Regions from separate parts of the Homo sapiens genome. Here regions 2, 3 and 4 are each linked to region 1. A link is a loop called in an ENCODE intact Hi-C map of the cell type or tissue named here. Cell type or tissue: dorsolateral prefrontal cortex. All regions are shown on one strand. Each heading gives the region's core, and the rest is flanking DNA. Links, peaks and the distances in the headings are about the cores only.

Evidence for each region. Hi-C counts contacts between places; a loop is a spot of excess contacts. Peaks named below come from ENCODE experiments on the same cell type or tissue, not always from the same donor. Only the 100,000 strongest peaks of a DNase experiment are listed, where the experiment ranks them.
Region 2: it touches region 1 in a loop (4-fold over the local background); 19 of 110 quality-filtered maps call a loop at or near these places.
Region 3: it touches region 1 in a loop (8-fold over the local background); 56 of 110 quality-filtered maps call a loop at or near these places.
Region 4: a loop joins it to region 1, with 3 times the contacts of the local background. A loop is called at or near these places in 4 of 110 quality-filtered maps.

The regions. Positions count from the first base shown.
Region 1 is chr18:55,231,891-55,236,890 of GRCh38, reverse strand. TCF4 (transcription factor 4) reads left to right here. Exons shown (of 20, transcript NM_001083962.2): 16 at 2,208-2,343; 17 at 4,220-4,382. Among named protein-coding and RNA genes, the nearest start is that of LINC01929, 110 kb to the right of the region's middle. RefSeq lists an enhancer at 1,939-2,233. In dorsolateral prefrontal cortex, for the core only: CTCF peaks have their summits at 1,876 and 2,076 (motif pointing left); a DNase peak (open chromatin) is centred at 2,080; H3K4me3 peaks cover 731 bases; H3K27ac peaks cover 5,000 bases.
Region 2 is chr18:55,093,409-55,099,268 of GRCh38, reverse strand. No RefSeq gene overlaps it. Among named protein-coding and RNA genes, the nearest start is that of LINC03035, 11 kb to the right of the region's middle. In dorsolateral prefrontal cortex, for the core only: a CTCF peak has its summit at 2,813 (motif pointing left); a DNase peak (open chromatin) is centred at 2,768.
Region 3 is chr18:55,778,361-55,784,220 of GRCh38, reverse strand. It overlaps LINC01415 (long intergenic non-protein coding RNA 1415), which reads left to right and starts at 2,496. Exons shown (of 2, transcript NR_145452.1): 1 at 2,496-3,266; 2 at 4,191-5,860. All of the region lies in intron 2 of LOC105372130 (a long non-coding RNA gene), which reads right to left. In dorsolateral prefrontal cortex, for the core only: CTCF peaks have their summits at 2,372 (motif pointing right), 3,572 and 3,778; DNase peaks (open chromatin) are centred at 2,370, 3,690, 3,900, 4,440 and 1 weaker place; H3K4me3 peaks cover 2,367 bases; H3K27ac peaks cover 3,527 bases.
Region 4 is chr18:55,382,223-55,387,222 of GRCh38, reverse strand. All of the region lies in intron 6 of TCF4 (transcription factor 4), which reads left to right. Among named protein-coding and RNA genes, the nearest start is that of TCF4-AS1, 68 kb to the left of the region's middle. In dorsolateral prefrontal cortex, for the core only: a CTCF peak has its summit at 2,498 (motif pointing left); DNase peaks (open chromatin) are centred at 1,252, 2,468 and 2,893; H3K4me3 peaks cover 823 bases; H3K27ac peaks cover 5,000 bases.

The sequences.
Region 1 (5,000 bases), core at 1-5,000:
CTGTGGTTACCTTCAGTGATTTTGACTTAGAGTCATCCTTTGTAGAAATTCAAGAAATTAGATCCATTGGGAATACAAATAAATATGAATCAGCACGAAGAATTATTTAGGTTTATATTGATTGACAGACATAAAGAGCCACCATTTGATCAAGGCCTGTAAAAATTCATGCTTACAAGTTGACATCTTAGATTGAAAGGATAATCATTGATTGAATCCGTTTTCTAATGCATGAATATAAAAATAGCAAATCAAAACCTCAATGGAAAATAGCTATCATGCTTCTGAATAAAAATTAAAATATATAAGAGAGTGAGTTACAAATGGTTGCTGGAGCAGGTGGGCGTGGTCTGCCTATAAGAGAGCAGACTTCAGTCACAGAGGAAAGGAGTGGTGTGGCAGGCAACAGGGTTGAATATGTTTAAAAAAAAAAAAAGGTTTGTACTTAACGCCACAGAGCTCTAGAAGCTGAAACTAGAATCAGTGAGTGAAATCTACAAAGAGGCCAATTTGTGGTAAAAATGGAATGGGCTTCTTTGGGAGATATCAGTCTCAGTACATTTGAAGCACCCCACAGAGGCCAAATAACCACCATTCAGAAAGTTCTGTGTTGCGACACAGGCACCGGGGAGCAGTGCTGGACTTCCTACATCTCTCTGCTGAAACATTCATTTATACTTCCTGAGGCTCATAAGCCTCAAGTGTTGTCTTATTCTTGCTGTATTTTGAATCCAAACAATTAATATGATTTATGTGATCATCTCCACCCAAAATTTAAAAAAAAGTTGGAGTGCATACACACACACACACACACACACACATGCACACATGAATATAAAAATGGCATACTTCAGGATCAATTACTTAAATATATTTTCAGTAAAAAGCAAAATATTATAGGTGATACTTAATACATGGCTGCCTTTAAATAGCATGTGCTTATTAGGTCCTGTGAATTTGTTGTTGGTTCAGATACTTATTGTTGATGCATTCTTTGGAAATACCCTTTTAAAATATATTGGTAACACAAGAGTGATGATTCTCCTTTCTGGTTTCATATTTTTGACTGGAAAAAAAAATAAACCTGATTCATAGCAGTATAAATGTATGGTTAATTTTTTGTGTTTTAGACCCACCGTCCTGTGTAAATGCTCACTTAACCATAGGCTAAGAAAATACTTGGAAATAGAAAAGAAAATGTGAACTACTGATTGTCCTCTTAGTTGACAAATGCTTCATGTTTTCGCTTGAAGGCATGTGCTATGAAGTAGGCAGTTGCTGTCTCAGTGCCACAAGTTCAATGTCTCTGGACCCCAGAGTCGATAGTAGTAGTTAATAAAAAGCTCAGCAGTATTTTTTTAATGAAGTAATCATGCTGTACTCTATAATTTTATTCTTGGAAGCATAAAGAGTATTTACAATATGGTGTCTTTCTAGGGTCAGAATAGTGAGGAAAAAAATGGAAAAATGTCCAAACATCCTTCCTTGCATGGCAATGATGGCATTACTGGTGTGTTTAATAAAACCTTTATTGGTACATTTTCCGGTGTGGTGGCATTGGCAGAAACCATCCCCCTTTGGATTTGGAACTCAGCAGCTGATGAAATACAGTAAACATTAATTTGGAATGGGCTGCCAGTTTTGGAAAGCCAGGTGACATTTTATTATATTTGTACCAAGCAGAGGCTGTGTCCCATACTGCTGTAGCTTCCGCTGTCAGAGGCTTAGCTGGCATTATGGAAAAAAAAAAATGGCAGGCCTGAGAATCTTATCCCCTGAAATGAAAGTCGAATGCCAAATTGAAATTCCTGTAGGATTTCCGATAGCAATGGGGGAATTGAGAAGCTCACAATTAAGCATATGGGCATTAAGATAATTGTCAGATCTGTTGGCGGACATGATAGAAGACAGATGGGTACGAATCAGTGCGCTCCACTGCAGCACCCTGGGAGGCAATTTGACGTTTTACCTGCCTGAGCTACTCTGCCATATTTGTCACTGAATGTACAGCACGGCATCTTACTGAGTGTTAAGTGTTTTCGCCGGGAACTATAGGTGCATGTGCGGTCCTTCAGCGCCCTCTAGTGAAACGCGTTTGGGAGTATGGTTTTTGAAAAGCCAGCCTTCATCAGGTCCTCTTGGCCTCTGGAAATAGCTGTCGCACCTCCGGTTCCTGCTCACCTCTCTGGTTCCTCTCGCCCTTTCAGGTGGGGACCCATCGTGAAGATGGCGTGGCCCTGAGAGGCAGCCATTCTCTTCTGCCAAACCAGGTTCCGGTTCCACAGCTTCCTGTCCAGTCTGCGACTTCCCCTGACCTGAACCCACCCCAGGACCCTTACAGAGGTAGGTTGGCCTCACCAGGGCACTTCTGACCTCACTTTCACAATAGGACCAGTGTTGATACCCAGCCTCTTGGTGTTCATCCCTCAAGAAGCACTGGCAGAAACCCAGGAATCAAATTGGGCACAAAAATGGTAAGGAAATGGCAAAGTATTTAGAACTTCGCCCGCTAATTGTGTTTCTCCAGGGACTGTTTTCCTCAAACATCCTCTGAAATCCTGGTCCTATATCAGCAGGGAATGAGGCCACAGACTGATGAGAGGAAATTTTATTTTAGCTATTTCCACATTTTTCTCATTCAGGTCCTCTAATGTGGTTAGTTGTGGCCTGAAAATGATATTTCCAAATGAATAGGAAGGAAGGAAATTGTTTTTGTTGTTTAAGATGGAAGGAAATATAGGTGCATTTAAAAAATGGAGCTTGGTTGCATGATTTTCGCTCTTGAGTCATCTAGCCCTCTAATGATTGCCTCATACCGGTGATTACGAGCGGCTTTTCATGACCCCAGGAAGTTGGGCTATTGCTGGCCAGCTGACTAGGAGTCGCTTAGATAACATCTTCTCAGTCCCTTCACATTTAATATAAAAATGATAACATTGCCACAGGAATACATGTGGGCATTTTTTCAGCTGTTCAACATTGTACAGATCTGAGTGTCAATTATATGTATGGGTATGTCTGCCCATTTTTTATGAATAATAATCATTTTATGGACTTTTTTTTTTTTTTTTTTTGACAGAGCCTCACTCTGTCGCCCAGGCTGGAGTACAGTGGTGCGATCTCAGCTCACTGCAACCTCCACCTCCCAGGTTCAAGCGATTCTCCTGCCTCAGCCTCCCAGGGGGTAGCTAGGATTACAGACATGCATCACCATGCCTGGCTATTTTTCGTATTTTTAGTAGAGACAGGGTTTCACCACATTAGCCAGGCTGGTCTTGAATTCCTGACCTCAAGTGATGCACCCGCCTCAGCCTCCCGAAGTGCTGGGATTACAGGTGTGAACCACCACAACTGGCCAGGACCTTTCTTATCAGGAGGCTTTGGATTTTGCCCTCTTTGTCCTAAACCTGTGCTTCTCAAACTGCACATAAGCACAACCTGAGCATCTTGTTAAAATGCAGATTCCACTTCTGTAGGTCTGGGATTGTCCATTTCTAATGGGCTCACAGATGATGAGGCCGCATGGACCAAAGTTTGAGTGGCAAGGTTCTAGAATACACAGATTACAAATAAAGAGGAATACTTGACAGATATGCTTCTACCTTTAAAAAAATTACTACATTAGGGTCGTGTTTTAAAATGCAGTGTGACTTGGAAAGTTGAGCAATGATAAAGCTAGAAATTTCTAAAATGAGTAGCAAACTGCCTTCCATATGTACCATTTTAAAATGCTGATTACTTCTTGAGAATAAGAGAAGCCTAATTTCAGAATATCATTAGGGTACCTATTGAAGTCTTGACTGCACATATTTAGCATACTCCCTGGGAATTATATTTTAAGGACATTTTTCTATTAAATCATTGCATATGGAAGAAACTCAATATAATAGCTGATATTTACTTGGGTTCTTAATCAGAACATTGGCTGTGTGATTTTCATGATTATGATTTTCATTGCAATTAAGTTGATGTTTTGTAGACAGTGAAATTACCATCTACTCCAAAAGATTGCAAAATAGAATTTAACCTTAGAGCCAATGCAGGGAAAACTTGTTTCTGCAGGTGCATTTTTTGAAACTTCAACAGATAGCAGGGGGAAAAAAAAGTGACAGAAGGATCACAGTTCAGCAGTATGAATTGTCTGCTGGCAGCCTTGCAATCTGGTGTGCAGGCAGTGAGATTGTGGTGTACATGTCACCTGATTTCTCTTTTTCGGCAGGCATGCCACCAGGACTACAGGGGCAGAGTGTCTCCTCTGGCAGCTCTGAGATCAAATCCGATGACGAGGGTGATGAGAACCTGCAAGACACGAAATCTTCGGAGGACAAGAAATTAGATGACGACAAGAAGGATATCAAATCAATTACTAGGTCAAGATCTAGGTAACAGTATATAATACTGTCGCTTCATTTAATTCCTTTATTGGACTTTGATGAAGTGAACAGAACGGGAAGAAACTATTCAGTTTTTTCCTGGCAGGTAAATTTACAGCTGAAAAGAAAATTAAAGGCCTACTCTAGAAGTACTAAAAGTATCGTTTCAGATACCTGTACTCTATTGGAGCCTAAACTGTTTTGGCATTTATGAATCTGGACCCAATGCTAATGACACACAGTGAAAAAATTTGTCTCTGATTCAAGTACAGTTTATTTGTAAAACTATACTTATTCTACAAATTTGGTCAGAAATGTTGTGTCTATAATATTTCTAAAAAGAGATTGTAGCCATGTTAAAAACTCAACTGATGTATGTGCCAACTATAACTCTTTTCTTACCTCTAAAGTAAGAAAATAATTTCCTAGATTTATCCTAAACATGCTGATGTATATAAGAGTAATACCTTAATTGTTTATGGTTTTTCTTCCTGGACACTCTTTTCTACAGAAAACACAACTGCAGGAAAATAGCTTCTGTCTGGTTTTCTTAAATATCTGCTATCTTTAAATTCAAATCTATATCTCCTTGAACTTTAATCTGGTAATCAGATGGTTTTTGAATAC
Region 2 (5,860 bases), core at 481-5,480, 140 kb after region 1:
TCTTGTGTTTTTAAATAAAGTATTATTGCATCACAGCTATGCCTAATTCTTTATGTATTACCCATGGCTGCTTTCCTATTATAAAGGCAAAGTTGAGAAGTTGTGATAAAGACTGTATGACCTGCAAAGCCTAAAATATTTACTATCTTCCCCTTTACAGAAAATGTTTGCCAACCCTGTTCTAGACGTAAGTACCATATAAGCAAAAATAACATTAATCTTGTCTGCTATTGAATTCTTAGCTGTCATAACCCCAGGATTTAGCCCAAAGTAGATCTTCAATAAATATTTGTTGAATAAAGACAAATCTCACAATTTTATCCAGCACAGTGTTGTCTGTATGTTACAGCCAAGTAGAATGTCTAACGTTAACACAATTAAATTTTTAAAAAATCCATAATATTTTGTATTTGTTTCTGAGAATTGACCAATGGAAGGATGTCCATATGTTATTCTTAGCCTTTATACAGTATTTCTCATCCTGAAATTTAAAAAGAATGATTTCCAGTTCAATTAAACCCAGAAACCTCATTAGCAAGATGATAATGAGTTCATGTGACCTGTCCCCAGATCAGACCAACATTGACCAGTTTTACTAGAATTATTGGTTTTTGTGTAGACTCAGTAGCACATCCTGGTCCAGGTCAAATTTAAAAAATAATTTGGGAGTGCAGTGGCTCACACTTGCAGTCCCAGCTACTAGGGAGGCTGAAGTGGGAGGGCCACTTGAGTCCAGGAGTTCAAGACGAGCCTCGACGACCTAGGGAGATCCTTGTCTCTTAAAATAAATAATAATAATTTGGGATTCCCAGAGAGTTTCTCAGTGAAAATGTCAAACCTAACCAGATTAACCACTATTCCATAAGGACAAGAAGGAACTAAGATTTCCCATGCAAGTGAGTGACTAAAATTAAATTAACAAAATTAAGAGATAGACAGCAAGAAGCATGTTTGTGCTGCTTACTCTGAGTACTTGGACATCTCCTTTGTATTCACTCTAGGAGGCCCAGCTTACACCTGCCTCTAGCAGGGCTTATGGATTTTATTACCTCTCCAAATATGAAAAAATATAGACTTAGTTTGCAGACTCTTGACTTCCTCTGGGAGAGGGCTCAACATCAAAGCAACTATTTCTACAAACATTTAAAGCATCTTTTCTCTTCCTGCCTTCCTTCCCTGACTGCTTTGCTTTTGGAAACACTAAACACACCCAGTTTTCCAGGCTCCGATGGCTCAACAATACTACTTTTCCTTAGCAAGGAGCACATTACTGCCATGATTTATGGCTGGTGAGTAATTAGGAGCCTGTTGCTATGGTCTGGGGTTGAGATCAAAAGAACCATGTGTCAAAGTGAAGGGAGGGGTGACTGGAGCCCAGGCAGAAGGGTGGTGGTGTTTGTTTGTAATCCTAACCAGAGAGAAGCTGGGCCATCGCTTAATTGGGAAAAGGCTCAGCGTCTGAAGAAAGCTATGAAAGCGGAGCCTGTTCTAGAAAAAGAATCCGTGTGTTTTGCAAATCAACAATATTTAGTGATAGGTGAATCTCCAGGGGGCCTGGAGGCTGGACGGTTTGAATTAGTACTCAAAGGTTTGGAGAAAAAAAATGTGAAATGTATGAATACTGAGTATAAAAAAATTGCCCAAATTGGTTCGCTTATGAGATTTCTGGTATTTCCTTCTCTGGTCAAGAGGAAATGCCAAGGGAAGTACTGCAATATTTCAGTACTTCTGTATCTGCAATCCAATTTCCCAACGAATATCGATTCTCTCTTTCTCTTTATCCCTCCTCCTTCCTGGCCATGGAGGAGGACTTTGGCGGCAGAGATATGGAGCACATGGGTGGGTCCAAGCGTGGCTGGATGGAGGTTCATGGAGCTGGTTGGGGGTGGGGTAGGCAGGGGGTGAACCAGCTGGGCTCTGAGGGCTCTGGGGTTTCATCTGCTCTATATTTATGACTTTCTATAAATCACAACTGGGGCAATGGGAAAGGCCTTGGACAGAGTATAAGGAAACCAGTTTTCCAGTCCTGGCTTTGTTTCTAACGAGCTGTGTGGCCTTAGGCAAGTCAAGATTTCTGGGTCTCAGTTTCCTTATCTGTCAAATGAGATTGACTGACTTTGATGTACTCTAAGCTCCCATTCAGCTCTCAAATGCTATGGTCAGATTCCCCTACTTCAGCCCTTGAAACTGCAATGGGCACTCCCTTTCTGAGTAGAGGTCCCGTTCCACATTCCTTTTGAGACAGGAACGCTGAACCTGGGTGCAACTGGAAGGCATTTTAAAATGGAATATTCAATTCTGAAAGAGAAGCATTTGGATTCAAACACACACAGAGTGCAGATTGCGTGGACTGAACCGAAAGGACCTTTTTGGTGTTCACAAAGTAAACATAAAGCAACTGCGACCTCATTCACCTTGTGAAACCACAGATATCCAGATGATGCGATTAGGAACAGGGCTGCACAAAGTTAAAGTCCTTTCTCAGTGTTTGGACAAACCGACAGTGCAGTGGAAGGGATGGCTTCAATTTGCAGGGGGATTTTCCAACTCTTACCCACTTTGCCAGATAGAGTTGCAGATGACATTGGAAAAGCTAGGACCCTTTAGAAGATGTGTGTGTGTGTGTGTGTGTGTGTGTGCGTGTGTGTGCGTGTGTGCATGTGAGAGAGAGAGAGAGACAGAGAGACAGACAGAGGGACAGAGAGAGAGAGAAAGCAAGGATGAGCATCATGTGGGCTCAGGCTGCTGGGGCCTTGGCTCTGCCCACATGACCAGTAAACCATGCTGCCATCTAGTGTGGGCTCAGAAACTTCTTGGCGTGCTTAAGAGACATGGATGAGCATAAAGAAATGAAGGCATGAGTACGCAAAAGCTCCCAGGAAGAGGCACCATTAGTGTTAAGTGATGAGACCCCCATGGCCTCCTTTCTCCCTCTGATCACCCCATTTCTAGTTAAACACACACTTGCTTCTCTACGTAGCCTTCTTAGCACTTATGAAAAAAATCCCAAATTCCACATGAAGGCTCTGCCCATTGATAGTCATGCATTCTCCTTTTGAAAAGTAAAAAGTTAACATCAAAGGTCATAAAAAAAGTAAACTATTTGGCAGAAAACCAGGGGAAGAATATACAGATTATCCCTCACTGTGTTCCTCAACAGGAAAAGTGTCAACCTGGAGAAGTTTACTTTGCAAATTATAAAAGGGGATTTTATTTTCAAGTTAGCGAAAGGTGGGTATCTCAGGATTGACGTGACGCCATGAAATTGTACCCCTGAACGTCTCTCTGGAGCACATGCCCTACAGTGGAAAGGTATTCTTGATAAGGCAGATAATGGGTGGAATTATGCTAATCAAGAAAACCTTACAGGGTGAATAATTTAGTAACCCTTTTCTGAGAATAAGTGCCTATTTTAAAGTTCTAAATGACACCATAAATGTAGTCAGGCATAGATTTCCATACTGATATGGGATAATAAACACAGCCGGAGTCTGAAGCACCTTGAGGGACATCCTGCTGTGCTTATTATCCTGTACTTCCCTACTAATCACTGGAGCCTAAACCTTAATCCTCATGGCTTTGTTTACCTAGCACTTTGTCAAGTCCAATACATTTTGGTTCTTTTACCTTTCCCGGAAAGACAGCTGTAAGTATGGAACTTTGTCATTTTTCTCCTCCGCATGGACTTGAGATCTTTTGTTATAGTCTGAAGTCCACATTTTAAAATTTGAATTGCTGCTCCAGAATTTTTAAAAATACGTGATTAGCATCACATGGATGCTGAATAAGTCTTACGTTGCTATCTACAAACTTCACTCAAACACTAACAGTGTTTATGTTTCTAGACATTCTCCCATTGCCACTTTGGCTGACTTCATAGGGAGTAAATAGTGACAAAGCTTTGAAGGAATAAATTTGTTTTACTATAATACTGCTCTATTGTTTTGCATATTTGGGTTTTGCCAAAGATTCATTTCCTCAAAAACTTCCAGTGATAAGAAAAGTTGAAAGTCCACTCTCCCATCTCTATTCTTTTATATCTGCAGTGATTTGTGTCAAAGACACACGCTGATAGACCCTCTTAGCAGAACTCGGGCTGCAAATCTTACTGGTGATCTCACTTACTTAAACCATCTGAGGAAACAGGAGGGCTGGGAGAGAGAAGTCACTGTACAACTCTCTCTGAACAGTGACCAAATGTTCAACCAGATGCATGAGGAATGGGCTAAATGCAAACCTCAACTCAACCCTTCTGGAAGAGGAGTAAAGGTTCTGGTGATACTCAACTATGTGAGTAGTGGGAAGGGAAAGGGGACAGGAAAAAGACCATAGGATGGGACCATGTTTGTTCTGTGCCCACGTCACAATGCTCTTATTATTTCCCATGTGGGAGAGATGTATGCACTGACCACTGACTTTTAAATAGGTTATGGATCCCTAAGCCCTCACACAGGATGTCTTTGAAGGTTCATGTGGAGAAGGATGTCTTCTTCCTGCAGCATTGCAGCAGCTCTCTACAGGGCAGGTTTCAGGTGGTGGACTATGTTAAGTAAATAGGGACAAAGGTGACAAAAACATATCTAACACTATGAATGAAAAGTTGGGAATAAAGACTGAAAGGGTTTGGTGAAGTGCACAGACTTGGAAGTTAGGTGTGTGGGTTTTAACTCCAGATTGACCCCTTCTGAATTGTATAAGTTGTTTAACTATGCTCTGCCTCCATTTGTTCATCTTTAAATGAGTAGGTGTTTTTATGACAATAAAAACCACTACTACTATTATAGAGACAATAATACCTACTTATGGGATTGTTGCAATGATTACACAAATTAACAGGTATAAAGTATATAGAACAATGTCTTGCATGTAGTAATTGGTCAAGACATGTTATGAATTATTATGTCATTGTTAAAGGAAAAATTGGGTCTGGGTACTCTTAGCGTAACAAATAAAAAAGAGACAATGAGCTCAATTTTTGAACATATTCATATCCATGGATCAGTAGATCACCTAAGTTATATACCAATCAGTTTTGCTTTGGACCAAGCAGGAGATTCAGAGGCCCAGGACTGGCTGCATAATTTGCAGGCCCCCATGCACAATAAAAATGGGAATGTCTTGTTCAAAAATCATTAAGAATTTCAAGATGGTGACTGACAGCAGAACATTAAACCAAGCATGGAGCCCTTCTAAACATATGGTCCTGTGTGACTGCACAGGTTGCACACCCATGAGGCTTGCCCTGCAAAGGCCACATAAATCATGGCCTCTAGATGCACAGAGCTTACCCTCTAGCCCTCAACTCCTATGTGACCTTTTTCTTTTCACTTGGTACCTGTTGTTTCATCCTTTTGTGGTAGTGTGTTTGGTGTTTGAATTCATGGCTCAAAACACATGCTTCCTGGAAATCATGTAAGAGCCTTCAGATCCTGTCTCTATTTTCCCATATTTCCTGCCCTCTTCAATTCACTGCAATCTGGCTCTTGCCCCCCACCTGCCAAATCCCCATCATATTCTAACACCACTATCATCTGCTCTGAATTTTTGTGGGTGGAAACCAATGGCTTCTTAATTTTCTTCTTACAGTATTTGTCTCATTTAAACTATATAATCATTTACAGCTTGACAATGGATGACATTATCCTAAAATTCTCCTCTCTAACTTCAGTATATGTTACTTCAAAGTTCCCTATGTTTCTCTTCTCTTTTTCTGTTTTTTCTTTTTTTTTTTTTTTTCACTTCCTCAATAGCTCATAGTCCTCAGGGATTTATTTGTAATTTTCAGTCCTTGTTCTCATTCTTTCTCTACACATGCTCCTTGAGGATCTTACTTGCTCTGATGACTTCAGCTACCACTAAA
Region 3 (5,860 bases), core at 462-5,461, 550 kb before region 1:
CATTAGTGAACAATTGAAGTCTTTACAAATAATTAAAACTCTGTTTGAAAATGGAGATGTTTTCCACAGCTTTCCTGTGTATGCATGATGTCATCGATATTCAAGAGTGTAAATATTGACTAGTTATTGCTGGTAGCCAGAAGGAGCAAAATCCCCTTTGAAATAATAATGTGGAGTGTGTGTATATAACATATACATATGTATGCACACACATATGCATAGAGATGTTAAATATATAGTCATATAGGGAGAGAGAAAATATAGATTTCACTTTATATGACAGTTGAATAGCTATACTTTAAACAACCTATGTTCACTGCCAGTACAGTTCTAGTGTGACTGTGTATGTATGTATGTGTGTGTGTGTATGTGTATGATATGCAAAGAAAACGCAAAAATATTTCTGAAATTTTTTATCTGTGTTTTTGGTTTTTTTTCTTAACATGATAATGAGAGATATTATAAAGCACACCTTTTGTCTTTAAAAAATAACCTCTTCATTGTTTAGATTAGTATCTAGAAATAGAAGATTTTAGAGCTTGCATGGATGGAATTAATAATCTTATCTTATTTTCATAATATTTTAAGCTCACCTTAAATCCTTTTGGGGTGGAAGTAGAGTACCATTAATACATAAATTAAAATCCTGAAAATGGCTCCTTCATTTGACAATTTTTCATTTAAGAGACATGGGACTTAGAAAATTTTTGAGATTTAAAAAAATCCCTCCAGATTATTATTTCAATTGACTCATTTAGCTAAGAACGACTAAAGATATCAGCACATTTGGGAGTGTGAAGATACTGAAGAAACAAAAGCCATTTCCTTTCTCCATGGAGCTTCCAATTCCGAGCCAGATGTAACATACGTGCATGTGTGGGTTTTATCAACTACAGAATTGGGCTCTCTACAAGAAGTCATTGGGTGTTGCAAACAATAAGTGCAAAAAGAGAAAAGGAAGCAATCTGTACAGGTGAAGAACTGACAGGAAAGAGGTAAGCCTCACCTATGACAAAATGAATTGTGGATGCTGGATCACTGAAGTAGGAGAGAGGATGGCAGTGCAAATCAGAGAAATGTCATTAAAAAGGGGGGGTGCGTGCACACAGTAAGTTGGGAGAAATAAAAATCAGAGAGTAGAATGAATTTGAGACTATGAACTAGATTAATTAAGATTTATGGTCTTGGCCAGGCGTGGTGGCTCATGCCTGTAATCCCAGCACTCTGGGAGGCTGGGGCAGGTGGTTAACCTGAGTCCATGAGTTCAAGACTAGCCTGGACAACATGGTAAAACCTTGTCTCTACAAAAAAATAAAAATTAAAATTCTAACAATTAGCCAGCTGTGGTGGTGCACAACAGTAAGTCCCAGCTACTCAGGAGGCTGAGGTGGGAGGATCGCTTGATCCTGGGAGGCAGAGGTTGCAGTGAGCCATGATGGCACCACTGCACTCAAGCCTGGGCGACACAGCAATACCCTGCCTGAAAAGAAAAATTAAAAATTAAAAAAAAAACTTATGGTCTTATGAGTGGGCTTTCAGTTCCATTTTTGGCTTTACAAGATTCCCACTCAATCAAAATTACACATACAAAATGGAGTGAAGAAAAGCTTTGCATTTACTTAGGAGGTGAAAGAACCATGATAATGTTGGCCCATCCATTTTAACTATGTTAGTGAACATTAAAGTTTGCTCCTTTAAGTGATTTGCCCATGTGTAGGTAGGGAATGTATTTCACACATCTTTTAGACTCTCCACTGTATGGACCAAGAGCAGGACTGACTGACTACACGTTGATAAATTGTTTCAGGCCACTATACTGGATATACTGAATAGACTGAGTGAAATCTCCCCGACGATCTTCACAGATGACTGGAGTCCACAGAAGTCCCTGACCCCCAGTGTTAAAGAGGCCATTACGAATACAGGTTATTATTAGGATAGGAGATATTGTCTGGAATTAAAGTCACCACCAGTCAAATTGGCTGGTACCAGATTCCTGTGATATCTTTGTGCTGTCAACACATACAAAGAGAAGTGTGTGAAAATTATTCAGTCAAAGAATAACTAGCCTAACAAAGGGAACAATTCTGGACAAAAAGTAATCCCGTTTGATTCCAAGAGTAATCCTGTCCGCAGGACAGCTTGGCAAATCCCCCACTTGAAATTTTGTTTTAGAAACACGTTCTCTGACAAGGCAAGAATTCCTCCTAAGATGACATACAGAATTCAGGCCCGAAGCCTGGAAGTCTTGCTCTGAGGCCCATCAGCATGGAAACAGGCCTTTTTAAAGGAAATAATCCAGATATTTTCTTTTTCCTGATGCCTGTGTAGACGTGTTTCCTTGCAGCTCCTTTCAGTTGGCCTGAATGCGGGAAAGCACCAGGGGGAGCTCACACATCTTCCTTCTTTTTCTCCCCCTCTTACAGAAGGTTGGCTCTTGTATCCTAGCAAAAGGGTGGGTCAAAAACAACAACATGCATGAAATGATTCAGAAAGGTAAACAAAGGCAATTCGTTCTGTAAAAATACTCTAGATTCTTTCTGAGGACTGGGCACTACACTGCTCATAGTGGGCACCTAAAGTCAGCATTCAGCCAACTCAGCGGGCTTTAAGATGGAGACTCTTAAACCTCCTGCATCAAAAAGACATAAGGGAATGTCCCTGAGAAGAGCCTGTGTCTCCTTTGAAGAGAGAGAGAGAGATTGATTCTGCCTCCTTGCAATTCGAACCGGCATTTTCCAGAACACTCCAATTTGAATCACAGTGGAGGGTCATGGGAGGGATTTGGCACAGGGGAGTCTTGGGTCTTTGGTTTTCCACATTGATCAATGGGATTGATTTTTTCTGTTTTTGTTTTTGTTTTAAAAGAAGAGAATTAGTTCCTTTTTCTGTCTCCAGGATTGAAAACATGAAGGCAAAGAAGAGAAACTCACAATATGTCATTAACTTTGGGTTATCAATATTAGTGGAAAGAATCAATGGTGCAAAGAATCCTAAAGGACTAGATAATCCGCATATTCGACTTCCTGATTATGTGTTACTGACACTAACATTTCAGAGTGTGGAGACCCTGCCCCATCTGGGGAGAGGGAGAGACAAAGACCCCCTGCTTCTGGTACTTGATTCACACATAATGCCCTCCATTTACTGCTTTCAAGAAATAACCTGTTTCTAATCTTAAATTTCAATCTACTGATCACAAAATCATAGAGATCTTAGCCTTGAAAGAGACTTCATGAGACCATGTGACCAACTTTCTGACGCAGGTGAGATATCATTGTTTTGCATTTTATTTTATAGAGGAAGTCACTGAGATTCAGAAAGGAAAATTAAAGAGGCCGGGTCTCAGTTGAGTGATTTTTCTCCGTAGATTAAAAAATCCATTCAGTATCCAGTTCCCCTTCCCCACCTACTCCTCCTAATAAGGCTGTGAATAGCGTTTTTTATATCCCAAGTCTAAACTTTGAGCCATTGGCAACCCTTAGGAGGAAAGAGATGAATCACAAGGGATTGTGGAATCATTAGAAATTGAGGTAGCTGAACATCTGGGGGAACGCTCGGCTTGATTCAAAACTCTCATCAAATGTGGTTTTCTCCTGGGTGGGAGGCCGCTGAGCCGCAGGGAAGCTGCGGGGCCAGCTGAGTAGCCGGCGGCCTGTTGGGTCCCCAGTGTCGCGCGACAGCACGACCCGAGACAAGGCACCTGGGGCTGGTGCCAGGCAGAGGCCCCGCGTTGCGTGGCCGGCGGCAACAGCGCCTGGCGGTCGGTTCCGGGCGGGGCTGCAGGCGCCGGGTTCCCGCGGCCGCGAGGCGGGGCTGGAGGGCGCTGCGGGCTGCGCGGAGGCTGCGGGAAGCGCGGGGAGCACGCGGAGCCCGACTAGCAGGGAGATCGCGTCGCGCCGGGCACAGGCACGGGACCCGCGCTCTAGGAGGGCGCAGCGAGAGGCGCACTGCGCACCCAGGGGCTGCGGTCCCGGCCGCCGTGCGGTGACAAGCTGACTCCCCGCCGCCGCCCAGCCAAGTCCGCGCGGGGTGCTGGCGGAGATGTCGCATGGGAGGCTTCTTCAACGAGGTGCAAATCCAAGCCACCTCGCCTGAGTGAATGAAGGGACGGCGCGGGGCGCGGGTGGGGTTCACCGTGACAAAAGCCCAGTACCTGGTTCAAACTTTTTTTTTTTTTTTGCCCGCAGGATTAGAACATCCGACATTAAAATGTCTCAGTGCAGCAGAATTTCCCAGCGACTTCGGTGGCGGGAGAGCAGCACCTCTCAGGCACAGCTGTGCGCATCCCTCGGGCCCCACCGACCGCACCATCTGACCGCGGGAAACGAAATCTGAGCTCAGGAATTTGAACTGCCCCACGCACGTTCGTTCCCGGATAAATCTCCTAGAGGACCGTGATTTTTCCACTTAGAGATTATTTAGGGAGATGTCCTGGATGGGACAAGTAGACAAATGGCGGCCCGAGGAAAATGCAGGAAACTCTACATTGTAGACGCTTAAGCACCAACTGTCTGGGCCCCGGGGCAGGGAACGGGAGACATTATCCACCGGAAACATCACACCCCCGGGGCTCCTGGCATTTTCTACATCAGTGAATGTGCCAGCGAAGAAGAGTGTGGGGAAATTTTCTGAACATAGAATTCATATTCCTGAAACGTTAAGTCGTGAAGTGGGTGCTTCAGCTGTCCCCCAGCTTTAGGATTTTAACCCAGCTTTGGTTTTGATCACCGAGAGTTATTCCTTATAATCAAATCAGCAAAAGCGTTCAATTACCTATTACTGGTTGAGAAAGATTCCGTTCCCCCAGCTCATTGTATCGGTTCTTGGACCCAAGATGTTAATTATCGGCCAGGCATTCACAGGGGGTTAATATGGCCCCCCTCGACACCTTGCCTCGTACCAGAGACACCAAAAGCTGCCGCTGAGGGATAATAGAGAATGGGAAAAGCTGGTCATGAAAAACCTCTTTTATTCTTACTTGCAAGCTACCCTTTTGACATTCTTTTTTTAACACTAAATGGAGATTACTGAATTGATAACTTTTGGGTTTTCTCTGTCACACTGGGGTTTTTTTCCCCCCGTTTGTTTGTAAGGTTTTTTTGGTTTTGGTTTTGGTTTTGGGGGGAGGGGAAGGGGGAAGTGGATAGGGAGATGGAAGAGTGTTCTGTTACTGGTTTTATCAAATCCTGTTAGGTCTTGTTCTTCAGTGTAATGTAGAATGGAGAAGTTGCATAAGTACATGATTGACAAACAAGGTCTCTTAGAAGAGAGTTAAGGAGTAGGAAATATAATGTGTCCTGGAGAAAAAGAAAGAGAAAACCCTTAGTATGACACACTGGCCTTTAAATAGAGGACACATGAATATGCAAAGGAGAGGCACGTGTGAAATAAGGTGTGCCTTGCTGAGCCCTCCCGCCCCCACCCCCCATGTATCAAGAACTTTACTTACATTATCTCATCTAATTCTACCCACAACCCAAGAGGAAGGGCGATACTTTTAATTCGGGTTTTTACAGACAAGAAATTTGTATCTCAGAGGCCCAAAGTAAATTGCCTGAGGGCATATAGCTACTTAGGACAGAATTAGAATTGATTAAAGAGTCAAAAATTCTTTGAGAATTAATGTTTTAAACTCTCGATTAGTTACCAAGGGAATCTGAGAAATTAATTAACTTTTGGGGGGATCTTTAGATTAGTGGGGAAATTATGTTAAGCCCAAAGAAAGACAAGCCCGTGAATTTTCTTGTTATCTATGAAGTGGTTTGGTGAAAGGTGTGACAATTTGAGAAAACTGAAAAGTGCTGAAATTCCTTTAATAAGGTTCTGTTTAAACTGATAGAGCTACCAGATATAATTA
Region 4 (5,000 bases), core at 1-5,000, 150 kb before region 1:
GAAGCATGAGCCCACACCTATATCATGTTCCATGGAGAAAATGTGGAATGAACTTAGAGATTAAAAACTTTGGAGCCATAAGTGGGAGGATCCCATGAACTACCCTTTGACTTTCAAAGGGTGGATGGGTGGTCAGACCTTTCCACAGTCCTAATACTCTATAGCCCAGGCTTTTTCTTAATAATAACTTCCTCCTCTCTAGAAATGATTCTCTCCCTCTTTTTTCTGTTCTAGTGTAAAAATGGTGCCTGTGTGTATCCGAGTCTTTAAGAGGAAATGGACACATTGGCAAACCAGTGCCTCCTTTGGCTCTGTGATGTGGCTGCTGTTACTACTCAACTGGAGCACCCCTTATATTCCAGTCTCCCCAGAAATGCTCAGGAACAGTGGAGACTCAATGACAGAGGGTTGAGCCCTCCTGGTTTTTCAACTGGTGAAAGAGAAATTCAGATGGTTAAGGAGATAGCAGAGTAGCCAGCACTCCGGGAGCTGCTCTTATCTCTGCTATGAGGCTGTGCATGGGGAAGAGTAGGGCTGCTTGGAATGACCTCCTTACTTTTCATATATTGAAACATATTTCTTTTTCCTTGATATGCTCCTGTATTGTTTGAATTTTATTTTATTTTATTTTTTGTGGTAAGCATTGTTTTCTTAATTAACAATGAAAGGTTGTAGTCAATAAACTAGTACTTGATGAGATTTGAGAAAAACTACAAAACTGTAGATTGCAAGTTGGCATTTGACCAAGAAATTATGATTGTGCTCCTTGGATTTTTATGCTTAGGAAAGAGTGCACAAGAGGGAAAAAGCTTTCGGTCAGAAGATACCCATTCTAGTACTAGCTGGAATGGTGGTAAAGAATACGAAATGGTCTGAATGTCCATGGCTGTGTGATATTGGCGTATTTTGCTGTCCATGGGTCTAAGTGGATGGTATTATAGCTTTGAAAGAGTCATGGCAAAGGAGGGAACAGGTGTGTCCCAAACCCTAATGAACTCAGCAGATTGGCCTGGCATTCTGGCAATGTAGTCATTCAGCGGAGCCGTGGGGACTCCCTGGGTGGGGACCCAGCATGCTTCTGGAGGTACCTGGGAGGCGCTGGGAGTAGGGCCTGCTGTACTGGTTTGACTAATGTGGTGTAGGTGTTGATGTTGGAGAGTTGGTGGCCAGTCTCAGGCTCTGTTCTGGCACTACTCCAGCTTGTTGGTCATGAATGCAGATTGAGATTGAATGGCTCCTTACATTTCCCTTGAAGAAAGGCAGCTTTGTCTTCCAGGAATGAGCTGATGGCAGTGGCCGTGTGGACATTCTGCAGCTTTGGCACCCAGTAGCGATGGCCTGATTGCCTTGAAACTGGGAGCCTCTAGGGCCCTGAGAACTTGAGCAGGGCTGGACAAGCCTTGGAGCAGAACTTTGCTGTGAATTCTTTCATTGACTCGCAAAAGATGAAGGACTCTAATCCCTGATATCTACCTTTCCACTTGACCTTTTTAGTCTTCAGTGGTCTTTTAGAAGTAATTTTACCTGGCCGCGGTGGCTCATGCCTATAATCCTAGAACTTTGGGAGGCCTAGGCGGGCAGATCACCTGAGGCCAGGAGTTCGAGACCGGCCTGGCCAGCATAGTGAAACCCCATCTCTACTAAAAATACAAAATTAGCAGGGTGTGGTGGCTCACGCCTATAATCCTAGTTACTCGGGATGCTGAGGCAGGAGAATCACTTGAACCTGGGAGGCAGAGGCTGAAGTGAGCCAAGATCGTGCATTGCACTCCAGCCTGGGTGACAAGAGAGAAACCATCTAACAAAAAAAGTTATTTTATGAAAAACATTTGGAGGTTTTCTTTTGGGTATGGCAGGCAGATTGGCCTCTTATTTGGCATAGGTGAAGAAGAAGAGTTGAATAAAAGTAGTTGGGGCATAGAATGGCCATGCAAGTTCCCAACTAAATCAGGGTCAAGTTTAAATGTATTTGTATTTTGTTCAAATTCATCTTTATCTAAAACAGGCTGATGCTGTTTTGTCTCTGTGCTGCAGGTGGATAGCCACAAATTTGACTCTATAGTTACCAGTTATCCCCCTGCCACCCCTTGTTTTTCTTCCTGATTTCTCTACTTCCAATCAGCTGCTCTTTTAGAAACCAATAGAGAAGTGAGACGGGGTGGGGGCAGAGGAAGAGAGAAAGGGGGTAAGGGGGAGGGAGAAAGAGGAAAGAGAGGTTGTTTTTTGTCATTAGTGAGTAAAAATCTGTCGGGCTCGGGTAGTTTCTTAGTGAATTCAGCATTTAGTGATTAGATTAGAGGGGTATATTTGAGCTGAAGATTTTGGGAACTCACCTTTCTGCTCTACAGAATCCCTAGGTTTCTCCTTTAGCTCTACTTTCTGATTCATTCCATCCCCATCCACTGACCCCACCGCCAATATTGAGGTACTTGTGAAAGCTCAGAATCTCCAGTGTCCTCAAGGAGCTAGCCCCAAAGTGCCCCCTGGTGGCTAGAGGAGAAAAAGACAAGATGGAGGATGGGAAAAAGGTCAGGTGGATGGATAACTTTGGCTCTTCTTTTGGCTCTTCTTTTCTGATAGTATTTTTGTTAACAGCATCTAATGGGTTGTCTTCTTTCAGTATCAATGTGAACCAGCTCTGAATAGGTTAGTGTATCAATGTATTTCCCTTTTTGGGTGATTTTGCTGCAGGGATTTCTTTCCCTATGCCAGTTTTTGTTGGTCTGATTTTTGTTTCTAGGCATATTGCATTGACCTGAGCCTTCTCACAGTACTGATGACACTGGGGGTAGGGAGAACAGGAGCAGTTGAAGACGACACATGCTGTCACCTCATGTGCTGGTGTGAGTGGCGCAGGGAAGGGCTGTGATTTTTTATAGGCACACTGATTAGCCAAGCACTTGTCACCTCCACTGCCGCTCATTGGCCTACTGAGTGTGAGCGTGCCATCTAATTGACAGCTGTCTGTTGTCAGAGGGCCATCTTTTCTCCTTTTCAGTTTGAGTGAACACAACAGAGACATCTGCAGAGCTCTCTGCAGCTCTGACAAGGTTGCCCTGCCTGCCAACCCTCAGACTTCTAGGCAGCATAATTGAAGAGATCAGAAAAGAATATTAACCCGTTGACCATCTTGGGCTGAGGTGTAATGACCAAAAAGTCACTTTTTAAGGTGACTGTGAGTCTTTCTTAGTAGAGGAAGACATGAGATTCTCTGTCAGAAGAGTCAGGCCAGTAGGAAGTGCTATTTCTTGGTAGTGATTGTTCGTGGGGTTTCAGTTCATCTGAGCACTTGGAAGAGGATGAGAAGTTCATTTTCAAGGTAGACCCAGTGTTTCATGGTGGGGTTACACTGAAGCCTGAATGCTGGGTCACATCATTCATGTCTGATTTGGCTTGTGTAATGACAGTAGTGCTTTGGATGTGTGTAGTTTGGATGAGGGTTACTCTTTTTCTTTTACCGCCAGGCCTGACACTGCCCTTTTAGCGTAAGATTCCAGAATCTCTTATGCAGTAGCATGGAATGTATGGCCAACCCCGTAGTAACGTGGACTGCCTCTTTGGGACATTTCCTGTAAGCCAGAGATATCAAGGTGGACTTTGTGATGGGTAGATTGTTTATTATACAGATATCAGCTTGGGAATTTGAATGTTTAATTATTTGCCTTGTCGTAGTGTCTTCAAATGAAGCTCTATTTGAGCATCTACTGGGATTGGTACAATATGCAGACAAGCTGGCTTTGTGTGGGTCGAGTCACCTGTGCTTGCAGGATGGGGGTGCTTGCTATATTTGGAAGTGATTTAGTGGTATCCTAGGTTTATCAGGAGGAAAATACATCTTTGCATTTATTTGAACATTTGATTTAGAAAGGGACAGTGTGTGGGTATTGGATAAATTGCTTTTACTCTTTCTTTGCTTTGCATTGTTCTCCCCTCTGATGATTTGCAACTTAGCAAGCCTTCATCATTGAACCTGGGTGAAAAAGAAGATCTGAGAAGCCTTGAGTAATTTGTTTCAGACTGTTTATACTCTAGTGTTTTACAGATGTGGGCTTATTTGAGGAATAGTATTGGCGAAAGGTAGCGTCATTAAACTGGTTGGAGAAATTTCAGGCAAGTAGATAGAGAAATTTCAGGCAACTCCTTTTCCAAGTTGTTGCTCACAGATTATAATAGATGAATTCAGCAGAATGTTCTGACCTCCTAGACTAGGTCAGATAACTGAGTTCTTGTCCTAACTCAAATCCTAAGTAGCTGTTTCTTAAAGCTCTGTTCTGCCTCTGCAGAATGAAGGCTTGGCCTATATAGTGTATGAGATTCCTTCTAGCTTCAGGGTTTTGTAACTATCAGAATAGGTAATGAGGAAGGAGACTATGCCCTGGTAGCCTTTAGCCATATCACAAATATTTAACATACTCCCAAAATAGCACATACAAGACAGAAATTCTTTGTACTTGAAGGGAATAATAAATACAGAAAGCATTTGAGAAGTACACATTTAATTTCTGTTAACTCTTTTTTTCTTATTTATGTTTATTATTAGATGATAAATGACTTCCTTTTTTTTAGTATTAAAACAAGGTGATCAGGATAGTGAGAGGATTGGGTCAGGTGAAACACATGACTCACCTGCGTGCTTATGATTCCCCTTGGAAGATGGTTTTGGGTAACATTCTGGGAAAACTATGGATAAAGTCATAGGCTTCCATATTTAATTAATTCTAAGACTTTTTTTTCACATTTCAACATCTCAGAAATTTATGGTATGCCAATTCAATTGGCAACTTTTTTCCTCTCTTGGTAGGAAATAGATAATGATGTTTTTGACATTCAGTGGCATCTTATAGGTGATGAAATACAATTCTGAGGGGAGGAAGCAAGATTTTTTTTTTTTTAACTGAGAAAGGCTACGTGACTAAGTGACTTCTTTGTTTCAATGCTGACTAAAGCTGTGATGTCCTTTTTAATCACTTTGAAAGATTCAAATTGCTTTAGGAAGACAA